Regions from separate parts of the Mus musculus genome. Here all the other regions are linked to region 3. Evidence: chromatin loops called from intact Hi-C (ENCODE). Cell type or tissue: left cerebral cortex. All regions are shown on one strand. Region 1 overlaps Thsd4 (thrombospondin, type I, domain containing 4). Region 2 overlaps Lrrc49 (leucine rich repeat containing 49). Region 3 overlaps Lrrc49 (leucine rich repeat containing 49).

The links. Peaks named below come from ENCODE experiments on the same cell type or tissue, not always from the same donor. Only the 100,000 strongest peaks of a DNase experiment are listed, where the experiment ranks them.
Region 1: a loop joins it to region 3, with 4 times the contacts of the local background. A loop is called at or near these places in 15 of 42 quality-filtered maps.
Region 2: a loop joins it to region 3, with 2.8 times the contacts of the local background. A loop is called at or near these places in 5 of 42 quality-filtered maps.

What each region holds. Positions count from the first base shown.
Region 1 is chr9:60,241,525-60,249,524 of GRCm38, forward strand. The region is part of intron 7 of Thsd4 (thrombospondin, type I, domain containing 4); the gene reads right to left. Among named protein-coding and RNA genes, the nearest start is that of 2010001M07Rik, 89 kb to the right of the region's middle. In left cerebral cortex, CTCF peaks have their summits at 2,165 (motif pointing right) and 3,582 (motif pointing right); a DNase peak (open chromatin) is centred at 3,594.
Region 2 is chr9:60,606,710-60,614,709 of GRCm38, forward strand. Lrrc49 (leucine rich repeat containing 49) reads right to left here. Exons shown (of 17, transcript NM_145616.4): 12 at 3,549-3,712. Among named protein-coding and RNA genes, the nearest start is that of 9230112J17Rik, 65 kb to the left of the region's middle. In left cerebral cortex, a CTCF peak has its summit at 4,847 (motif pointing right); a DNase peak (open chromatin) is centred at 6,658.
Region 3 is chr9:60,671,827-60,679,826 of GRCm38, forward strand. It overlaps Lrrc49 (leucine rich repeat containing 49), which reads right to left. Exons shown (of 17, transcript NM_145616.4): 6 at 5,254-5,457. Among named protein-coding and RNA genes, the nearest start is that of Lrrc49, 12 kb to the right of the region's middle. In left cerebral cortex, CTCF peaks have their summits at 2,362, 3,145 (motif pointing right) and 4,768; DNase peaks (open chromatin) are centred at 948, 4,802 and 6,299; H3K27ac peaks cover 2,350 bases.

The DNA of each region.
Region 1 (8,000 bases), 430 kb before region 3:
TGGGTAATGAAAGGAGTAAGCTCAGTGTTGACTACCCCAAGGCTTCAGGTTCCCATTGGACAGCTGGGTGGAGCTATTCTGCATGCTGTTGCTATGAGGGTAAGGTGTGGGCATGTTATGAAGCAAGGGAAAATATATCCCGTCGTTAATGCTTTGATGTACAAAGAAAATACTGGGAGTCCAGGCCCCTCAGGGGTAAGCTTTGACTCCTATGTTATCCTGCAAGCGCCTTCAGCCAAGACAATGTACCTATAGACTTGGGTACCCCGTTGTTCACTTGCACCTGCTATTTAGGACTGACCAGGAGGATCATCTAAAACCACAGAAAACCACCTGCCAATGGAGTTGATGGCATCAAAATGTGGTCTCTGGACACACATAGAGGTGACACACCTGTGCTGGATGGTTGTAGGGATATCCGGGTACACCTGGTAAGAAATGAACAGGTTGTATGAGGCTAGCTAGGTAAGTCCTGCTGCTTCCCAAGGCAGCCTTGTGTCAGTCAAACCTGTCTTCTGTGTAAAGACTGTGTGCTGACTCACTGTGGGGACAGTGGAGGATCAAAGATGAATAGGACAAGCTTGCTTCTAGGGCTAACGTGTTTCTGGGCATCCACGGGGAAGCAGACATGTGAATTTAAAAGAGCAATAGCGAATGGCAGGTATAAGGAGGCACGGTGGTGCACACCTATTACCTGACACTCCAGAAGTAGAAGCTAGAGGATCAGGAGTTCAAGGCCAGCCTGGGCTACCTAGTGAGAGCTTGTCTCCAGAAGAAATAGGAAGGGGAAGGAGGCCTCTTGTCAAGATCAGAAACTGAAGAGCAGGTTCAAGGTGAGAAGTAAATATAAGGAACTAGGCTTTGGTGGCAGAGGCCGAGGAGGCGCTCCGAGCCAGTGTGCAGAAGTGTATTGTAGAGTTTGGAGCCCAGGTGAGAAGTCCCATTGCAGAGGACACATGGATTCTTTTGCTATGGTCCCGTTCTGGATTTTCAAGTTTTCCTTTGAATTCTTCAGAACTTCGTACTTACAGGATCTTAGAAGCAGAGGGATATTGGGGTGTTGCAGATCCCAATTAACCCTACTCAAATCGACCCCTGTGGTGGTGGTGGTGGCACTCCTAGATACCCACCCCAATGTTCTGGGTTCCTGAATGAAAGACACCCATGCATACAAGCAGCCTTTATATTCTAATATGCCTTAAATAGCTCAATGGCTGGGCCTAACTTCTACGTGAAGACAGAGGTGGGTCTTTAAGAGTCCCAGGCAATTTTGGGGACCAAATTATACAACACAAGCAGCATTAGGCCAAATCCATAACATAGGGGTGATCCTGTCCAAGCTTGTGTTTAATTTAAACATCCCCACCTGTGCACCAGCCTATCTAGCTTGTCAGTCAGCCACCCACAGCCCTGACCCATTGGTGCCACCACTCTGCCCTGCCTGGCTACTCACCATGCACTTACAGGGTACTAACGCTGCTTTGGAAAGCGAAGACATCCCACACTGGAGAGGGCATTCCCTCTATTTCTTAGGACCTTTTTTTTTTTTTTTGAGACAGGGTCTTATTCATGTAGCCCAGGTTGGCCTTGAACTCATGTAGCTGAGGACATCTTTGAATTCCAGATCCGACTGGCTCCACCTTGTAGTGCTGGGTTTACAGGTGTCTGCTGCTATGCCCAGTACCATGCAGTTCTGGGAATGCCTCCTGATTCCGGGCAAGCATTCTATAAGTGAGCTGCATCCCCAGACCTCTTAGTGTTTTTTCTTTTCTTTCTTTCTGTATCGGCTGGAGATAAAAGCTTTGAGCTTAGGTGATTATGGGATTGTCAGGTTTTAAGTTGACAGGGTGTTCCTATCTTTCCTTCCAGCTTTTGCCTCAGACCTTCTTTCTTCCAAATAAACAAATAAGCAAGCCCTCAGAGAACATCTGTTGCACACCTTTGAAACATGTTGCAACCCCATTTTGCTTGAACCCAACACAGCGCGCTGGTTAAGTGGCGCCTGCTTCCTTAGAGGGAATGGGGCAGAGGATGGCTTTGAACATACATTTCAAAAATGCTTTCCCAAAGAAGAGCACAGCTTATTAATGACCCTTTAAAATGAAAACAAACAAACAAAAAAAACCAAACAAACAACAAACAAAAGTCAGGCTGGCGCAGTTCTGAAAACTGCCAGCAGGGGGCCCAACAGTGACCATACTGGGGCGTGAGCTAGGTGTTTTGCTTTACAGCACTGTTGTTTCGTTCTGTTTTCCTGCTTGGGAGCTGGAGGGCAAGCTGGGTCAAGAGCTTGGACAGCTCATCATGTTCTGGTTCTGAACAGTACTTAGGAAACCCAGAGAAGTCAGACAAGAAAGGGGAAGAACACAGGACAGGCTTCAGGGCTCCAGCCCAACCTCCCTCCACTAAAGACACACTTTAGGCAGGAAGGAAAATGGCAAACCTTCCACTTTCCCCTGTCCAACTTTGTACTTTGAAAGACTTCAAACCTAAAGAACGTGTGTAGGGACAGTTGGCCCAGGCTGGGTAAATATCGGCCTCTCTGCCTCCACCCCTGTATTCTCTGTGTATCAATGATCTCTGCGTATTAACAATCTCCGCAGAATGATCAATTCTAACAACAGTTCTTACGTTCTTAAGATCAATGTTCTGCCTTCAACCTGATCACGGCTTCTCAGGGTGCTCAGGTGTGTGAAAGATCTGAAGGGATCGTGGGAGACTAATGGGGCTGGAGCCAGAGACGCAGAGTAGCCGTGCCAGCCAGCCTCCCTGCAAAGCTCCCGGAAAGTTTCTGCCTGTGTGGAAGATAACACAGTTAGAGGGAGCTGCTCCCTGGGTCCCGTTCTTCGTCTTCTTCTCAACTCCGTCCTTCAGAGAGTAACAAGGCCAGATGAGACAAGGATCTATGTGCAGCTTCTGGTTTAATCTTCACAACCTTGCAGGGCTGCTACGTTACCAACCCCACTTTACGTGAGTGAGAAATGAGGCTCAGAGCAGTTAAACCTGGGCAGGGCAGTGTGAATTATCCCTACTGAATGTCAATTGTGTCTGTTCAGGACAAGTGGTCCACTCTCCCCTAGGCTGTTCAAGGCCAACTCCCCCAACCCCTGCTCTGCCTCTCCTCCTCTGCAGCCAGCCAGCAGCCTTCCCTACTCTAGGACCGTAGCAGCAACTGGCTCCCTTTGTCCGAGACTCACACATCCTGTATTTCTCTGTATGTCATAAGGTGGTTCCTGAGGCTCTCTGATCCCAGAATCTAGTCATGGTACCCAGGAAAACATCCATGCCTAGCCACCAGTTATTGCTAACCCCACAGATGAACCTAGACACATTCTTACACCATCACTTGCCTTCTGTCACTACAACTGCAGCCATCATTACCACCATCCCCCGGCTCAGCATAGTTGGTGTTGTCATAAGGAGAATTTTCTCTTCTAGTTAGAAGTTCACCCAGTTCTTAACCACAGAAATCTAGTTCCATTTATTTCATTTGCTCTATTTAGTCTATTGCCATCTCTCAATGAAAACAGTACTTTATGATAGTTTCCTTCTGGGCAGCTCTAAAGGATGTGCACTTTTGCCTCTGACCACTAGATGTCGCTGCCAACCAATTCTAGAAAACATCATGCGTGAACCCTGTAAAACATGTCCTGCCTTTAAGCTCCCAAAGTCTCAGCTGACGTGTGACATGATCTATCTACAAAGACTGAAACGCACATTAAGACTCAGGCCACTGCTGAAACATTACAGGATCCCAGGTGCAGTCTGGGGCGGGGGTGGGGACCAAATGTCTATTTTTATAAAGCATTTCCTCACAAACAAGTACCACTAACCCAGCAGACACTGTGTGATATTTTATATTGCATTTGAAAGTTCACATCATACACACGTGAACTTTCTAGAAACTGACCGGGAGCACTAGAGGGTGGGTATGCTTTAGGCTGGGGACTGAGCTCAGGTGGTAAAGTCCTCGCTTTGCAAGCATGGGGACCCAAGTCTGGCCTTCAGAAACCAGGCTTTTCCAAAAAGCCAGGTATGATGGCACGTGCATGTAATTCCAGTTCTGGTAAGGTGGAAACATTGGTTGGATCCATGTGACTCACTGGCCAGCTAGTCTGACACACATCTCCCCAGGAAGTAGGAGGAAAGTAGAGGGGAGAAAGCGATTTCTGATTCTTCAGAAGACAGATAGATACTGCAGACAAACTGCTATGATCCTGGGGCTGCAGAGGGGACTCAGCAGTTATGAGTTTCTATCATTCTTCCAGAGGGCCCAGGTTTCGTTCCCAGCAGCCACAGAGCACCTCACAAGGAGTCCCAGGGATCCAAGACTCCCTTCTGGTTCCCAAGGTATCAGGCATGTACATGGTACAGGTATGTACATGGTACAGATGTATATGTAGGCAAAACACCCATACACATAAAATAAAAACAATACAACCCATATGAGATAAAATACGACATAAGAAGATAGACACTACCTGCTTCCTGAAAGACAGTAAATGACTCTGAGATCCATGTTGTCCAAAGGCGCAGTGGTTTCCCCCACCACAATCTAGCTTGTTCTAAAACCAGGTAGACACAGGATTATTTATGTATGCTTAGCTGCAACTGTCCACTGACCTTTGATCTAGCCTATCTCATTTTGCCATCTGGAAAATTGCTACCCTAAAAGCCTTGGGAAATTCATTTTTCAAAATCAAGTAAAAATACAACATAAATTAAAAAGTTTATAGCCAGGCTGGTATACCTACCTGTATTCTAGGCAGTCGGGAGGCTGAGGCAGGAGCAGTTCAAATTTGGCACCAGCCTCGGTTAGAGAGAGAGAAGGAGGGAATGAGGGAGGGGAGGGAGGGGAGGGAGAAACAGATCCAGGCAAACACACAGAGAGACAGAAAGACAAAGATGTAAAGACAGAGACAGAAACACAGAGACAAGAGACAGAGAGACAGAGAGACAGAGACACAGAGACAAGAGACAGAGAGAAGAGAGATTGCACTAGAAGTCTGTGAGAGCATACTTGCTAACAGGGAAGAACAGGCTGTCTTTCCTGACCCTAAAATGCCTGTGTGTTTTACTTGTCTTTCAAAACATATAGATGGGAATGTGAATAAGGAAATACTCTACAGAGTAGCACAGAAGGTCCTACTATGCACCTACAGTAACAAAGTCCCAAAGACCATCAACAACAGAAAAAATGTAACTGAGGCACCACACGCAAAACAGTAACTAAAATCTACACCTCACAAGACACGTAGGACAAATTCCAAGTGGATTAATATAAAATATAAGAGCATAAATGCATAGAACCATGTGTTACTATTAGAAACACAGGAGGGAGGTATTCACTACATATCTCTGCTGGCTTCAACCCCCTGATCCTCCTGCCTCAGCCTCCTAAGTGCTAGAATTAGAAGGTCACATAACCATACCCAGCTTGAGAATTCTGTATAACATCACAGTGTAAAAGCCCTATGATATAAAATTCTTAATCATAAAAAAAAACCCTGATCAATGCACCACTCACAACATTTTAAACTTCTGCACCAAAGAAACCCCCACCAGTGAAGGCCCAGCTCAAAAGGCTACCTGGCCCCGCCCTCTAAAAACATTCTTGCAAATCACATTTTAAAAATGTCTGTCATATGAAACATTCTACTGCTGAAGAAAATGACCAACAGCTGATAGGTGAATGTGCAGAGGCTGCAAGAAGACAGATCATGTAGAGGAATGTAAATGGTTGTGCCTCATCAGGAGGGTCCATGACGGCTGGACCAAGGCAGGTCAGGAGTCTGGGGCACACATTTAAGGAGACCTGCCAATCAGCAACTGCTCCTTATGCCTCACACTCCACGTGAGTTCAGGCTCCGAGTGGTCCTGAAGGTGTGAAGAGTCACTATCCCAGTCAAGGTGAGACAGAAACAAGGTTGACCTGAGGCACCATTTCTCATTCATCAGACTGGCAAAAATCTAATGAGATATGAAAAATGGCCTCATTCGTTGGTGGTGGGAGTAGAAGCCCTGTCAATCACTCTCAGGAGCAATGTGCCAGCCATTGAAATTGCAAATGTACATGTACATATCCTTTTTAAAAAGATTTTGTGTGTGTGTGTGTGTTATGTACATTCATGTGTCATGAGTGTGAGTGTGTACAGAGACTAGAAGGAGGGCTTAGATCCTAGAGATGGAGCTATAGGCAGTGATGGTTCATATAACATGTACACTGGGTACAGAACTCTGGAAGGAAGGAAGGCAGGCAGGCAGGCAGGCAGGCAGGCAGGCAGGCAGGCAGGCAGGCAGGCATGAGTTCTTAACTGCTGAGCCATCCCTCCAGTCCCATATATGCACACACTCTTATGTTGCTTCTGAGACTTTATCAGGCCAATTCAGAAAGAGCACCTCATCTCTTCAGAATCCTATGGAAAGGGCCCTGAATCAATCAATCAAAATCAATCAATCAATCAATCTCTCTCTCTCTCTCTCTCTCTCTCTCTCTCTCTCTCTCTCTCTCTCTCTCTCTCTCCCCCCCCCCCTCCCCCAGGAGGAGACAACAGGATCACACTGGAAGCTCTGGACATCCTGTCCCCAGTCTTACCCACAGACCTGTTTTGCTATTGGATACCCTGGATGACCTCAAATTCTATTCTGGACTCATTCTGTCATCCTGTTTCCAGGGGAGTCTGCCGGGGTCTAGACAATGGCTTAGTGGAGGTTTCCATTGCTAAAGCCAGCACATGTCCAGGAAGACGGAGACGCTTCTTTAGCTAAGGATGGCCCCATCAAGAGACCAGATTAACTGTGGGCAGAGAGCAGGGCAAGCACAAACCAGGTACCTCTACATCTGCCAGCCCCTGAGCACCTCATGGGAGCCAGGTCTCCCCATCCCACAGCGGAGGTTAACAGCACTGTCTCCACTCGTTACCTGGACCCGTCCTCCTTAGACACCTCCCTGTGACACACCACTTAATGTGACTTTCCACAATTGTTCGTGCTTTCAGGACCCTGGTAACTGCCAAGAACGTATCCAACTTTGTAATCCTTTTGCCACTCAACTGGCTTTTTACTACTTTTTCTGCTAGGTTTCAAGCTCAGCGTGGTAGCAGCCCTGTTGATCTTTTCCATTGCTTTAGGGCCAGTGTCCAGCCCCAGCGTGTGGCAGGAATCTGTTAGCTGTTGAATGGATAATTATGTGCAGTATTGAGGATAACTAAGAATATGTGGTACCGAGTAGGCAAGAGTTACATAGGAGGTGACTGAGGAAGAAAGACTGCAGCTGTGTCTCACTCAGTACCCAGGCCTCTTGGTCAAAAGTCTGAAAAGCATTTAAGCCCAAGGCTCATTGCCCCTGTAGTACCAATGGCTAAGCCATCAGGGCATTTTCCCATACACATGTACTGAGGAAGGCTCTGTATCCTCAAAAGAGCTGGACTTCAACTTAATATCATGTGCACCGTGATCCTAGCACCTCCTTTACCTTTAGCGGTTTTTCTACACGATCATGAGGAGATTTAGCTCCCTAAAACCTAACTGCTATGATTTAAGAGGGCAAAGGGTTACCTTATACCATGAATATGCAATCTGACACATAAATATTCATTAAAAATTCTTTAGCATTCACGACACAGAATCTACTGGGTTGTTTCCCAGATTCTCTTTAGAGTGTGTGCTTTGCTACATGAACTAACTTCTGCTTTGACTGCCTATGCCTCTCGACTGAATTCTTTCCTTCAAGAAGACCCAAGAGACCCCAGTAATGTCTCTCTTTCTGTGTATGTATAAGTAAAATCAAGCATATATTAATCAAGAAATCAAGACAGATTTTAATATGTTAGGTAGTTGTCCAAGTGGTTAAAATGAGAGAAAGAATACCTAATAGAAAAGAGATATATAACTAGGGAACTACATCAGGTTTCTGATCAGTTTCAGCTTTAAACATGTTTAAGGCAGCTTGCCATAGGCAACGTTCTTTTGCTGGAGTCCTGAGAGCTCGGCTCCTCTAC
Region 2 (8,000 bases), 65 kb before region 3:
CTGTAAATGGTGATCCCATTAAACTGTTTTCAGAGGTTTGTGAAGATTAGAAATAATGAAGGCATAAAACTGTGCCTGTATTTATCTCAGTGCATTTAGAGATCATTATCAATGAATGACAACATATTACCAGGTATTTAAGAGAAGGTAAAAGGAGGACTTATTGGTTAATTGACCATAAAATGTCAGGGAAGGAAGAATTAGGTATGAGTTCAGCTTCTACTAGGTGACTGGGTACTGGGCCCAGCCAGACTCCTATCCCCACTCAGCCTGAGCTACGCCCTGAGAAAGGCAGGGCTGCTTCTGTGGAATCAAACTTGATTCCACCTCACTACTATGTTTCCAACTCAAAGGTCAGGGATGGCAGGCAATAGACAGCCAGTGGAGATTATCCTCAAGCTCGTTGGTGGTTAATTCCAAGTCCAACTATCCTCAAACAGCTCTCTTGATGACAACCAGGAAACCTCCTGAGTCTCTCCAATTACTGGAGGAACCTACGAAAAGATGGAGAGTTAACTCGATGCAGTAAAGTATCAAATTCTTACGAGCCAGGCAGCTGCAGACCACACCCCAGTGAACACCATGACCAGAAAGGCGCTATTCCAGAGGCCTGCATTCATTTTTGTGTCTCTAGCCTTCTTATACCAGGCAAGAACAGGGACACTTCAAGTTTTTCCGAAGATTCTTTTCCCACAGAGTAAGTGGTGCTGATCCCTACAATAACTCAGTTTATGAATTTTCTATTACAACATTCATGAATGTGGAAATTCGTTTTATGCCTTAGATTTTATTATAGCAGCGTTGGCTAAAATGCTAGTGTTCATAGACAGGAAATGACCAAAAGTAAACCAGCTTCACACACGCATCCAATGGAAGCAGAGGAAGCATTACACTTAGTGCTTTGCCATTTCTGCTCGGCAAAAGACCTGTGCAGTGTGGTTTACTATTGAGCTGTCACAAGTTCAGAGAGTGGTAAAATCATTAATGGGACATAGCAACTTGCTAAAGAAATCCTTTCCTTTATATACCCATAATGTTTTCATGCACACTTGTTCCTAGGCATTTAGTTATATGCCCACAGGTCAAAGGCCATAGACACTGGAACACAAGAATGACCTTCCTTCCTTTTAGCACTATGAAATCCTAAGGACTTTCAATGATGGTTTAAGAGAGAAACCACTTGTAATATTTAAACACACATTGAAACACTGAAGAAAAGACCGTGGCTCTCTATATTAGCTTTCCACCTTTAGGAAAAATGGCTTACATCACTCACCACAGGAAAGTGTTAGTTTATTTTAAAGATTTGTAAAGAATGTGGGGATACAATCTCTAACATTTAAATGATTTACCCTGTATTCTCAGGCAAAATACCAGATTGGAATGAGCACACATGTCCAAATCTCTTCCCTCCAAGGTGCCATTTGGGAACATAAAGCGACTGAAAGGGTATAACACCACACAAGCTCAAGACGGAAGGATGGTTGGCAGCAGGGAGCCCAGCAGCTTTAGGAAGCTGGAAAGTGAAGACTGTCCAGTGCTGAAGGAGGAGCAGATGGCAGCCTTGACTGCAGTGGGAATAAGGTAAAGATGGCAGCCCCCCTGCTGAGAGAGCCCTCCGAGGGATGAACAGGATGGAGACAGGAGTGAGATGATGCAGGGGAGTGACTCAAGTGCTGAGGACCAGACTTGGGACTGAGCTCTGTGGAAGAGCTCTCAGTGAGAGTAGTGATGCCTTGGGTCAATCCACAGTACTGAGTTTGGAAGAAAGAAATTCTCACCTCCTCCCATGGTTAAAAACAAACAAAACATCCAGATAGATCCCAATGGGAAAAGGAAAGAGTATTTTAAATTTAATAATAAAGTGGTTGTTCCCATAGAAGGGAATAAAAAAACTAGCCCTTATCCCAAACATGCAAACCATGTTTGTAACAAACTGATGTAACAAAGACTGATGAAGACCAAACTTTAAACCTTTATAATGAGAGTTAATTTTTTCCTAATATCTTTCTTATGCAACATCTAAATGGGCAAGCCATAAAGGAAAAGATATACATTTTGGTGACCTTGTCTATAAATGGCATTTAAAGTCACCAACTTGCACAAGTTTCCTGGGTTGGATGGTGGAGGAGAAGGAGAAGAAAACCCCAGTGCTAGAGCTGAGGGCGTCCTTCCACCTGAGAGGCTGCAGGGACAGAAGGAAGTGTGAGAAAAGAAGAGATCCAAGTACAGAACAAAGTATCAGGGAAAGGGCAGTCTACTAAGGACTCGATAGAACAGTAAAGTGCCAAGGACATGGCACGCCTGGATTAGTCACGGAGACAGCAGACTTCAGGAAGTGGAAAAACACCTGAGTGACATGGAGAGCAGAAGGCTGTCACAGTACATAGCTTAACTCTGAAGTCAAAAGACCTATGTACCCCAGACCCGTGAGCTTCGCTGAACAGTTTTCAAGGTTTCGATGCTATCTGCTGTCAAGCTTTATGCCTGCAGGACAGACGTAAACGTCACTGATCTTTCAGTGCAGCAGCATAGGTCCCAGACTCTAACTAGAGCCCTACAGAGGGAGGAACGGGGGAAGAGGAGCTGGATTGTGGACCCAGTCTTCTCAACACGCACCCTGGGAAGACCAGTCACAGCCTTGTTCTCCGAGTGCTGACGTCTAAAGAGGACCATGACCATGGGAGAACAATGAATGCTCTGCTGAACTTCAGCGGGACGGGCTGGCATCCTCACTCCCCTGTTCATATTCTGCCAGCCCTGGCTTGCTGCTGCTCCTAAAGCTGACACACAGGGACGCAGTCCCCAACACTGTGGCAGTGTGTTCCCGTGTCTGAATCTGACCCTCCAAGGCCTGCCCTTGTTAAGCTTGCCTTGAAGCATCCTTGGGGCTAAGGCAGCTATTAGCTAGCATTTTCAGGGCTCGGCTGGAGCTGCCTTCTATATGCCTGGCAGGTACTTTTCCAGAGACCTACGCCCCAGTCTCTTGTCACTTTCTTTTTCTTTAATTCTGAGATGAAGACTCATTAAGTTGTGGGAATAGCCATGACATTACTCTGTAGCTCAGGATGGTTTTGAACTTGCCATCCTCTGGCACCAGCTTCCCAAATAGTTGGGACTTTGGCACCAGGTCTGGCTGTCAGGTGCATGTAGAAGCTGCTACTCCGGGCACAGGATAGCAGATGCGTCAAGCAGCAAGCTCACCCAAAAGCCTAAGATGGAAAAGGCTGAGGAGGGAGGTGCACAAAGGATGGGGGCTCTCACTTGGGCCAGGGCATCTAGAACCCATGTGTGTCAACAGAGGCTCACAGGCTATATTTAGACCTCTAAACTTACCCCTTACAAAACAATAACAAACCACGGGAGGGCTTTTTCATTAGGGAAATGTTACAGCCAGATAGATATTTTCAAAATTTCTCTTCTTAATTTCAACTTTGACTTTCTTTAAAAAATTATTCCTCAAAATCAATTATGTGTGAAACGGTCTCCCATCTCCATGTTAAAGTCAATTCTGGAAATGCTAGTAGTGAGAGTGTACCATCGCGTACCCTGCTTCCTCTGGAAAGGCAGAGATGTTGCCTCCGTCGAGCTGACAGGATTCCTGAGGCGGAGACTCCGAGTCCTTTCTGTCCTGAGTGCTGGCAATGTTGGCTACTCGCTGCTGCAAGTCCCACTTTCGAGCGACATTGTTAATGGTTAACCTTTTCTTCTCCTACAGGAAGTTAATGGAACGATGGTTATAGGGTGCATACTTAGCAGAGAAAAGCTTCTGTTACTTTCTGAGAGGGAATTCCTGTCAGGCAAACAACCAACACAGCTTCTGAAGCAAGCCCATGCGCTGTGCTCACCTCGTGATCACATTTCTTAATAACAATGCCAGCCCGCATGGAAAGTTACCTATACGATGAACACTTCTTGTTCTGAATAGTGAGCTATATATTTATTTCACTAACTAAAACTCTGACTTGGGAAAGTCATATGCCTTTAAACAAAGCAAGAAAAAAATACTTTCATTTTTTACTCAATAATTGGGGGAGGAAGGGTAGGGACTGATCAGTTTTTCATAGTTCACGGTATAACTTGGTTTTGAAAATATTTATACAAATATTTGAAATTTTTAAAAGTATTTTTATTTACATGAATGTATGTGTGGGTGCCCAGGGAGGCCAGAAGAGAGCATCAGATTCCAGGACTGGCGCTACAAGTGACTGCACCATGAAACATGGTTGCTAGGGACTACACTCAGGTCCCCTGCAGGAGCAGCAAGTGCCTCTAGCTGCTGAGCCATCTCTCCAGCCCTCACGGTATAAATCATGACATTTCAGGGTGCAAACAATATCATCTAGGCTACTAGAAGAAGTTGTGGAGTAAAATAATTTTCTTGACAACTATTATCATTCTAGAAGAGCAAGAAGGAAGAGTTAATTAAAGCAATGGATGCTTTAGGCGGTGGTTCACAAGCTAGGGTGCCTCAGCTAACCTGGAGGGTTTTACAGACGCTGAACCCGGTACTTGGAGCAGTGCTTGGAGGGCTCGGGAGTCTGCCCCTCTAATGGGCTCCAGCATGGCTCACACACTGAGATCCACTGACCTGTGGTCTTGAAACTCAACTGTTTCATAGAAACCCTGCTGAGAAAAGGAGACTGAAGCAGAAGAAGCTATGCTCCATTAACATGTCTCTAGTCTATATCCATCCAGCTTATAGTGACAGGGTGAGGGAGGCCTATTATGGTACTATCACCATTAGTAAAGGGTAATACTTTAGTTTTATTTTATTTTTAAAAGATTTATCTATTTTATGTGTATGAATGTCTTGCCTGCATGTATGTCTGCACTGCATGGATGCAGTGTCCATGGAGCCCAGAAGAGGGTGTCAGATCCCCAGGAAGTAGTGTTACAGGCGTGAACTGCCATGTGGATGCTGGGAACTGAACCAGTGTCCTTTGTAGGAGTAGCTAGTATTATTAACTGATGAGCCATCTCTGAAGCCCTTATTTTCCTTACATTTTGTAGTGTGTATATATGTGGTGTGCATGCATATGTGTGTGCGTGTGTGTATGTGTGGTGTGAGTTTGTGTGTGTGTATATATATATATACACACACACACACACACTCATATATATATATGAGTGTGTGTACATGTGTATGTACGTGTGTATGTGTGTGTATGCGGTGAATCGTAAGTCACATGTGTGGAGGTCAGAGGACAACTTGCACAAGGCCAGTTCTTACTTTCTAGCATGTGAGTTCTTGGGCCTGAACTCAGGTTGTCAGGATTGGTAGCAAAAGCTTGTATTTACTTAGCAGTCTTACTGGTCTCAAAAGTTAATATTTAAAAATGTCATCTTAGTTATTTCAGAATGCTGAAAATAGAACCTTTTTTCTCTTTCATTCAAAATCTGCCCTTAAAAGACATCTACAAAGTGAGCCACTAACAGCTCTCCAGGAGTCTGCTCTGGAAAAGGAAAGGGGAAGGGAGAGGGGAACTTTCCTCCCATCCTCCTGCACCTGTATAAAGGAAAGCAAGCGCTTCCCGCTGTACTTCTGCATTTGTTTACCGAAGAGTTTGGCAAATGTGTGTGACACTGGATGGAAACCACAAGTGATGGCTTGTTTAATGGAACTAACCTTTTCGAAATTCAATTTCTAAGTTTAGAAATGTTTTGAGCCTGAGTTCTTTGTTCTGCAGTTTTTTATTTCAAGTGTCTATGCAGTTAAGAGCACTGTAAATACTGTGCATGTGTTTCTGAAATGACTTGCATTTTGTACATAATGTTCTTGCACAGAGCAATTGAAATCCTGCTATACTACAATACAACACTATTACAAAAATCTAGAATTTAAAAAAAAAACCTTACCATATGAAATTCTATTTCAGTTATTTACTGATGGCTATGCCAACCCAACTCCCAATCTAAACAATGCAATTATTTCTACCTAGTGGTAAGAGCACATGCTGTACACATTTGGCTTCCTAGCTGGCAGGAAAAAGATCACAATGAGAGAGATAGCAGTGTTTAGAAAAAGTCATAGAACATGTTTCCACCATTGTATATGTTTACAAATATATAACAAGGTGGTCTCTGAACATACAAACACATTCTCGTGCCCACACCAAGTGGGGCTTCCTTTCCATAGGTTATTGAAAGCAGTCTGGCACTAGGCTGACTAAGTGAGCAGGTAATTTTGTTGGGGTCTTGAGAAGGAAAAGGGTACAGTAAGTCAGGAGTTTATCCTGCAATCAGGTGGGCATCCCTGGTTGGGCAGAGCCATCTGGGGGCTCAAGATGCCTGTGGAGCAAGAAGAAAGGATCTGGATTATGCCTCTGCAAGACTAAAGGGTACCCAAGTGTGCTCTGTTCTCAGAGATCATGAATGCTTTGACAGGTCAGCTGTATTCATGCCTATCATTGCTTAGGTGGCTGCCAATTGCCAAGTATATGTAGAAGTGGAAAATATCTGGGGAGTGAAGTTCATGTTCTTCCAGTTGAGTCTACTTGTCACTGTCCAGGCAGAACCTTATCAGTGTATGTCACAGTGATCACCTCAAAGGTGGCAGGTGAGACGGGAAGACATGAGGATGTGGCTGCAGACACAGGCTTTGTGCGTCATGGTCCCTCCCACACAGCTTCCAACATCTCCAGGATCAGTACTTGCATCTACAGGGATGCAGCCTGAGATGTGCTGAAGCTCTGTTCTGATGTGGCTTCAGCTCTCAGCAATGGCTAAATCTGGGCCTGCTGATGCCAACACTTCTCTTATCAAAACAAAAAGCTAAAGTTCATAATCAATTGGAGCTCCAGGACTTCAAACAAACTGCTATTCTCTAAAGTTGTCACTAAACTTTCCAAACACTCTTTTAAATGTTCACTAAAACCCATGGTACATATAATGGTAAGAAGCAGCTGAATTAGAGGATGGGGGTGGTAATACTGAGATAAAGTTTCAGTTGCACAGAAAGTCAAGTTGATCCTGTGCCTGGCCCCCATGTATGTTCTGTTCACATGGGCAGGTTGGCAGATGCCTAGCTAAATCATCAACAAGACTACGACGCTCATTCTTCCTTGCCATGCTCTGGGTCAATCGCACAGGAGGGTTCAGCAGGCCTCATCTTTACTCTATGAATGTACACACGTGTCTCAGGTTATCACTAACTCACTCACTTACACAGGAGCTGGACAGCAGCAACAGTGTGACGCAGAAGGCTGTGTCCCCGCCATGAGCAATTTGGGAAGGCTTGCCCACAGTGTGGCCTGGCAAGGGCAAATCCTACTCTTCAAAACTACTACTGCAGCTATATTTTTATAAACAAAATATTAAAAATGTACTTTTGATAAACTCTTAGGAGTAGTCCAACATAAGAAAATTAAAATCCTCTTAGGCAATGAGTGAAGAGGCATCTGTGTCAAGAAAGGGTTTAGGCACATGGGCAATGGAATCAGGGAGAACCACAAAGAGCTAGGGAGGACCTGGGGTCAACAGGAACAGAGAGGAAGAGAATCATGTGCAGTTGGCATTAACTCAAGTTATTTTTTACTTTCAAATATGTTGTCTTGAAATGCAAGGTGTTGGGGACAGGTTTGGATGTGAATTCAGGAATCATTTTCATAGCATAGAACAGTCTACAGCATGTCCTTGTGGAGCCTGGATCCCTACCACATAACACAGCCACCGTGGGGAACTAAGTAGAGTTCATACACATAACTGTGCCCTTCCTGGTCACTGAGTTTTTCATGTCACTTTAAAGAGAAAAGCAGCTACATAAGACAAGGAGTACTGCTCAGGACAACAGCTCCCACTACCCTGTGTGACACTGCTAAAAGCTAACCATTCTAACCTGGCTTTATCAAACTCTGTGATGGTAACATCAAGTATTTTAAGAGAAATCACTACTCAGGGAAGTTGATATCAGGTATGCTTGATCACCTAGAAATACTTTAAAATAAATAAATTTTCATTTCTGAATTCTTCAAGATTCTCCCCATTTCTGTATCAAAGAA
Region 3 (8,000 bases):
TGCCCACAAGCACACTCTTAGCATGAAAAGTACCTCTTATTTTCACGGTTCCTATGGGTGCTACAGATTCACACCATAACTACTCAGTAGGGAGAGAGGAATGACATAAAACCTCACCTTTACCACCAAGTGTCTTGTCTATCATTACCTATTCCTCTTGTCATTATTTATTGTCTCAAAGAGCAATGTCTACCTCGGCAGTGCTTCCAGAAGGCAAGCCACAGTGCACACTTAAACCTCGTGAATGTCTAACACTTTCAGACCTCAGCTGACATCATTGCCAGAACAAGAACTCCATCACCACCCAACTCAGTCTAACTTACTGATAAGAATAGTCTCCCTCTCCCACCCAGCACCACTGCAGCACGGCTTTAGCTCTTTTCCCCCTTCAGACATAGCACACTCCCCACAACCCCCTTATTTGTCTCTCCTAAAACCTCAGAGCCTATTCTTTTCCTGGAAATCAATTTAATCTACCAGTACTCCTAGTTCACTTCACTCGAACCATGTGCATCCTTGTGGACTCATGACCTTCACTGAGAGCAGGGTATGCCATACTATTCATCAAACCATGTGTGTCCTTGTGAACTCAAAAGCCTTTTCCTAAGGCCGGGTACTTCAAACCATCCTAGCTAACATCTAAATGTCTGGTTAACAGATGATTTCTCTTTTCACTTTATTTTGGTTTGGGGTTTGTTTGTTTGTTTGTTTGTTTTGCTCCTGATATTCCTAGACCACTTGGAGGAAGTTACAGGAGCCCAGCCATATGGCTTAGGCAGAGTCTTGCTTTCCAACAGCAATCTGACCTCATGGTTGCTAGAGAATTCACTGATCCCATTCTGTCATCTGGCCTAAAACAGTGGGTCAAACTCTTATGTGAATCAGACTTAGCTGGAGAGCTTGCTAAAACATCAGTGCTCAGCTCCTCCTACGCTCCTTTGAACTAGTTTTGTCCTCCAGCTGGTTCTCATACTGAGTTATGCAAACACTGGTTAAGCTACCTATCCAGAAATAGGGTGTGTGTGTGTGTGTGTGTGTGTGTGTGTGTGCACACACGCATGCTCGAGCGCGGGGTGGGGGGTGTTGAGGAGGCATATGTATGTGCATATGTGTGAGCACTGTGATGTATGCGTATGCATATATGTATGTGCATATGTATGTGTATGTGGTGTGTGTGTGTAGACACTCACTTGTGTGTATGGAGGTCCATATTGTGTCTGAGGTTGATGTGAGGATATCTGGCTCTATTCACTTCTCTCTTGGTTGTTGTTGTTTGGTTTTTTCTTTTTGAGACAGGATGTTTCTCCAAACCTGAAGGTCACCATTTTGAGTATACCACCTGGCCAGCAAGCCTCAATAATCTGCCTGTCTCCACTCCCTATCACTGGGGTTACAAGTGCATATAATCATGCCGGGCATTTTTAAGTGGAGACCTCATGTCCTCATGCTTGTTGGCGAGCATCTGAGCCATCTCTCCAACCCCAGTATTATGCATTTAACATTTCGAAACTTATCTCCAGGGATAAGAAAATTTGTCTTCACCCAGAACACTCTGATATAGAGGCCCAGTTATCAGAGCTCTCTGATCTGGGGTCTCAATGGGACCCATGTGCTCTTAAACAGAGCAAAGTGGGGCTGGAGGTTCTTGGGAAATCATGTAAATGACATCAAACCTGAGACCAAGGTCGAAAGGACACAAAGGCAACAGCACTGAAGAAGCTCCCCTGGCCATCTGAACCTAGAAGCTTATCAGCACTGGTTCCACTGCCTGGGGGATTTTCAAAAGAAGCTGGAGAAATCTGTTCTGACTAACGGGGGACAGAAAGCCATCCACAAGACACAGCTGGAGATGCTCAGTCAGGTCCCTTCTGCTCTCCAGAGCTCACCAGAGTGTACCAGAGCACTCCTTAGGACTTCTTTTTTTTTTTTTTTCTTTTTGAAGAGGGAGGGAGGGGAAAGGAGGGAGAGGGAGAAGGGGAAGGGGAGGGAGGAAAGCACTTTCTTTCTTTTTTTTTTAAGATTTATTTATTTTATGTATGTGAGTACGCTGTCACTCTCTTCAGACACACCAGAAGAGGGCATCTGATCCCATTGCAGATGGTTGTGAGCCACTATGTGGTTGCTGGGAATTGAACTCAGAACCTCTGGAAGAGCAGCCAGTGCTTTTAACCACTGAGCCATCTCTCCAGCCCTCCTTAGGACTTCTGTCAGATGTTCCAGCCAGAAGCACTGGCAGCTGATTTTGGAATCAGAGGTATCTGCTGTGGATACTTGAGGAACACCTGATCTTGGAGAATGTAGCTAGTTTTCCTGTGACAACATTTCACTTTAAATCCCATGTCCTAGCAGTTCAACAACTGTTTAACAGTGCCTCCTTCTGTGAAAAGCAAAGTATAGCTTTTCAGAACAAGCAAGCAAAAAGACCAAGGAGGAGGAAGAGAAGAAAGAGGAGTCTCCATTAGATTGTTCCTATTGCAGCAAAATAAGAATACAGCAGAGGGCACTAGGTTTCTCAGTCTAAGAAACCCCAAGAACTTCAATAAGGCCAAAACAATGCTGTCTTTTGGGTCAAGATGAACAAATTGTTTCTGAGAAACTGAGAAGTGGCAACAGGTGGAAAGAATAGTGAGATGATTCTCACTGAGTGTGACCCAGACCCAGCACCCAGATAGTGTTTAAAATAAGAGGTAGGATCACAGATGTCTCTAAAAAATATCTTGATCTAAGGATGAAAAGGGAGACCTTTGGGCAGTGATACTGAAGAATAAGTATGAGCTGGACACTAATAACTCAGAACCAGAAAGGAGTCCTGTCTGAGAGAACCAGCGTGGAGCGCCTGGAAAGGCGGGCCTTAGGCCAGAAGCCGGTGGCCTCCCTCCTCGTGTTGCTCAGGGAGCTGCCTGGAAACAAACTCCTGCTGTGTGACTGCATTTATACACAGCTGACCATGGCAGAGCCATTTGTCTGTTCTATTTCCACATCTCTAAAATGAAGGGTTTTATTTCTAATGTCACTTCAAATGTTGATAGTCCATGGTTTATTAATTTCCCAAATTCTCTCCAACTATGTGACTTCTTTTCTCTGTATGTTTAATTATGTGCTTATGTGTGTGAAGGGCAAGTGTGTACAGTGCTCACAGAGGCCAGAAGAGGGCATCAGATCCCCTAGGGCTAGAGCTGGTTGAGAGCAGGCCTGATGTGGGTACTGGGACATGAACTTGGCTTTTCTGCCAGGACAGTTTAAGCTCTGAGTTTAATCACTGAGCTGTCTCTCTAGCCCCTCAAACTCTCTAAGTTATTTTTTTAGTGGAATTAACACAGCATTTGAACTAATAAACTATACTGGTAGAAACTTCAGAGAAACATCAGGAAAAATGCAGTCCTAAAATTCTGGGACATGACCTTGGGGATACAGAGCTAAGAACACAATATCTCTGAACACAGCACTTCAAATATTCTATAATTTGAACTAAAAATTAAAGTAAAGTAAAGTCAGCAAACTGTAGAGGCAGGAAGGTCATACTCCTCTTCCTACCATTGTACCCTAAGGTGATAGATAAAGAGACTCTCTGACCTAAGTCCTCTGAAAGTACATCATAAGACCCTCTGTTCAGATGAGTCCTGCCTATAAACAGAGAACAACAGGAACAAACAAATACAGGATAAGCATGTACAAACGAGCCTTGCAGAGTTGTCCAGGTCCCCACATGGACCTCAGTCCTCTGTCCAATCACATCCTTCGACAGTTGCCCGCTACCCATCAAACCTAATATGACCAATGAACTTTAACCTGCTTCTTTAGGCCTTCTTATCTGAAGAGCACTAAGTCACATAAACTTGAACAAATGTGTTAGGATCTTCTCTTATGAACTGCTCTGCTCATCAGAGTGTCAGTCACGAACCTTGCAAAGGGCAAAAGACAAGGCTCTCACTATTATTCTTTGCTGATCCTTCTTCTGAGGTACTGAAAAGCTATTTGGGAAAAGGGACTGGAAAGTCTTGAGTACCCTTAAGGCCATGAGTCAGGACTTGCGTAGCAGCTCCTGTCTGGTAAAGCTCTAGATGAGGATCCAGGACAGTGGCAGTACACAGACAAGCTGGGACACTAAAACTCTCTGAGCGTCGGAAGGGTGACTCCACTCTAAGAGCACCTGCTGCTTTTGCAGGGGACCTGAGTTTGGTTCCCAATACCACATCAGGCAACTCTCAACGGCCTGTGATTCCAGCTCCAGGGGGTCTAATGCCTTCTTCTGGCCTCCACAGGTACCAGGCACCAGGGCGTACAGAGACATACACTTAAGAAAACATACACACATGCCCATATAATCAGAAACATAAACAAGTCATTAAATAAAAGCATACAGTGTCACAGAGAGTGACAGACTCTGACAAAGAGTCAAGGGTTGATCTGACAATCACAAAGGAATGACTGCCTCCCTCAGGAAAACACTAGCAAGAATGGCAAGGGAATCATACAAGCCTCAAGTGAGCACACATGCTTAAAATATACCCCAGGAAGTCATCAGTCAAAGCTGGCAACCCCCACTCCCTTTTAGTTAAGACATGGCACTAGAGCAGTGCCAGCAGACCTGCCAGACTGAGCCCCACAGAACAGATCATGAAGGGATGTCAGTGTTAGAACTCAACCCCAGGCTCTCATGCATGCTAGGCCAGTGCTACCACTGACTTCAACCAAGCTTTCCTCTACTAATGCCTACGGTGTCACTCTGCTGTGCCTTACCATCTGAACACTAGATGGATTCTATGAGGCTACAGGCAAGAACTGCTCCATAGCTTAGCAGCTAGGAGTGCTGCCTACACAGGCACACGGAACTGGATCTCCATCACCAACACCCACATCAAAAGCAGGGTGCAACAGTGTCCACCAAAAAAATCCCAGCACGGCAGAAGTAGAAAAGGGAATATCCTGGGCGCTCACACACTGGCCAGTCTAGTGCCCCCCCATACCCAAAATGCAAGATATAAATCAGTGAGAGACTTGCTTCAAGAGAAAATTGCAGAGAGTGACAGAGCAAGACACCAAGTTTCCTCCAGCCTCTATATGCACTGTGAACACCAGCATAGACATGTGCACATATATGCATATATTCACACACACACACAAGCACATATACATGAACACATGCATATACATGTACAGTGCACATATACACACACCCTACATACACATAACCCCCAACACACACAACACAGGTATATACCCACATATACAGAGAAACTGTTTTACAAATACCTGTTTTTCCCTAACAGGAGGACACGAAGGGATTTCAGAGTAGAAAGTCCACTAATTTCTTCAATCTGGTTATCATATAAGTCCAAGAATATTAGCCTCTGTAGATTAGAAATATTTTGGATCCGAGTTATAAAATTGTGCTGAAAGTTCAACAAACGAAGGTGCTCTTCCCCGTCGATGATAGGGCACACAGTCAACTTTTGTCTGGAAAAAATGCAAGGTTGGTAAGATTCTGAGTCCACATCCTTTTTCCTCCATCAGCTACTGTTAAGTAGTAAGTGCATCCAGGCTTGGAGAAGGGAAAGGGAGCTAGGGTGCAGAGATGGCTCAGTAGTAAAGAGCACTTACTGCTCTTACAGAGGACCCAGGTTCAGTTCCCTATACCTCACAACTCAGCTCGCAGCTGCCTGTGACTGCAACTCAGGGCATCTCAGCATCCTTTGCTGGCCTTCACAGGCTCAGGACTGCACTGTGGTACAGACGTACACTCAGGCACACATGTGTACACATAAAAATCAATAAATTAAGAATAAAAAGGTAATCTGGACCACTTCCTGCCCCACCCCAGGGATGGGACCTAAATTTAGTGGTGAATTGTGTACACAAAAAAAGGCAAACGGGCGCTAACAAGGGAGATTACTAATGTTCACTCTAAATTCTCAGTGCACTTTAAAACAAGTCTCCAGTGCTAATGAGTTCACATGGCATTACCACCAACAGGTTTCTAATGTAATTGTTTCCTATGGGAAAGGGTTAGGTGGTCAAACCTGTCCAAAAAAAAAAAAAAGCCTTGTTTTCAGTCACTGATGCCATGGGAGCAAGACTCTTACAGATGGGCTTCTTTTAGAATCACTGACTCACAGAATGTTTGTGAGAGCAAACAGAGATCCTGTCACGTACAATGGGGGACACTCATGAAATATGCCACATGAAGCACCTTCATTGCAAGGCAACCCTATTAACCCTCTCTGCAGAAAGCTAGATGCTGGGTTGGACTGTCCAACACTAGCTTTAACTCTGCAGAGCGATCATTCTTCTACGCATGGGATGGAGACATAATACTGCCTGTGTCTGATTGTATTTAACAGCAAGCCTCTTCTATGTAGACAGCTGGCCTGCTTCTGCTGTGAAGCAAACAAGTACACGGCCCACAGAGAACTCTACCCATTATAATGTGGCCAAGGAGGCTCTAGCCAGACCATAAGATGGTCCCACAGGATTCTGCATAGAGATCCAAAGGCTCCTCAAGAAAAATATAGCTCGGTCTATGCATCAACAATATTAGCATGACTCATCAAACACCACTTCAGTGAAAATCTCATGGGTGGGAGTTTTGAAGTAAATAAATCAGAATGTTATGAACATAGGCAGAATTTGGAAGTGATCAGAATTCTTTTTGCAATAAAAAATGGTTAGCAGGAACAAATAAGGGAATATTAATGGGCATATGGGTATGATGTTTTATAAACAGACCCTTAAAGCTGTGCATAGCAGTGCATGCTTTTAATCCCAGCAGAGGCAGGTGCATATCTGAGTTTGAGGCAACTGTAATGTACATACTGAGTTCTAAGCCAACAATAGACACAGAATGAACTCCTATTGCAGAGAGAGATGGGGTAGGTGGAGAGAGAGGCCTTGGAGAAATTGGATAAGAGAAAAGTAAAAACCATTGTGCCATAATAGCAGCTTTGTGTGGCTCATATTCAGAAATCATCTCATGCTTCATCCTCTCACAGAGGACATTTGTTGTGTAAAGTGTAACTTAAGCGGTTACGAGCATGCTAGTGGGAATGTGCATCTTTGCTCTTAACAAAGCCTGAATCGTGCCTTCCCTGCTCGGCCTTCTGTCTCTTGCAGTGAAAGTTGAAACTCAACCCTGGAGTCAGTCGTCACTCACACTGGAAAAGCACTTCCTGCCCTCCTTTAACAAACTGCTATGCCTTGAAATAAAGTAAGCAATGGCATAACGGCCTCCAAGACGGCCCTCCCACACCTATGAGTGCCTTGGGTTCTGAGACTGCCCGTTACTGGCACCTGCACAGAACCATGATTTATTGACTTCTGCTTCCTTCTCAGAGCTAATGGGCTTCCTTCCTGTATTCCAGGTCTACTTTCATATCAGTAAGGGCCAAGTATTTATTCTTAGGGCTAGAATCTTCTTTTGAACACTCAGTCCCTGACCAGAAATCCATACACTAATGCAGAAATCACTACTGTTACCTCCTGGCTGTCAAGCAATGTTTCCCATGGTGGTTCTTCATTGCTCACCCACCTTTCTTGACTACACACGTGACAGCTTATGGTTTCTAATGTCAAACAACACAAGACTGGGTTACTCTTCTTGCCTGTGTTTTTAAAGACTGAAGGGGAAGTTCCTTCATAATCCTTCAAACATTAAAACATAATGGGAATCTCAAAACGCACCTACTTTCTGAAGCTGTCATGAGAGATATTGTTCTCAACTAGAGCTCTGCCTACAGAACAGAGCCTTTCCCTGATACATGCAGGAGGGCCGATCCCACATGTCAGGGGTACACTGCTATGGTCAACTGTGCACAGCAGAGATGTTCTGTCTGATCCTCTACCCAGTGAACCATTATAGATCTCCTCCTAGTTATAAGGAAGGTCACCAAACCTTAGATATCCACCCCCTTATATGTCATTTTATCAAGAGCCCACTTTATTCTAGGCTCTGTTCTAGGTGCCTGAGACACATATTTGAACAAAAAATTATCCTTTATGAGACA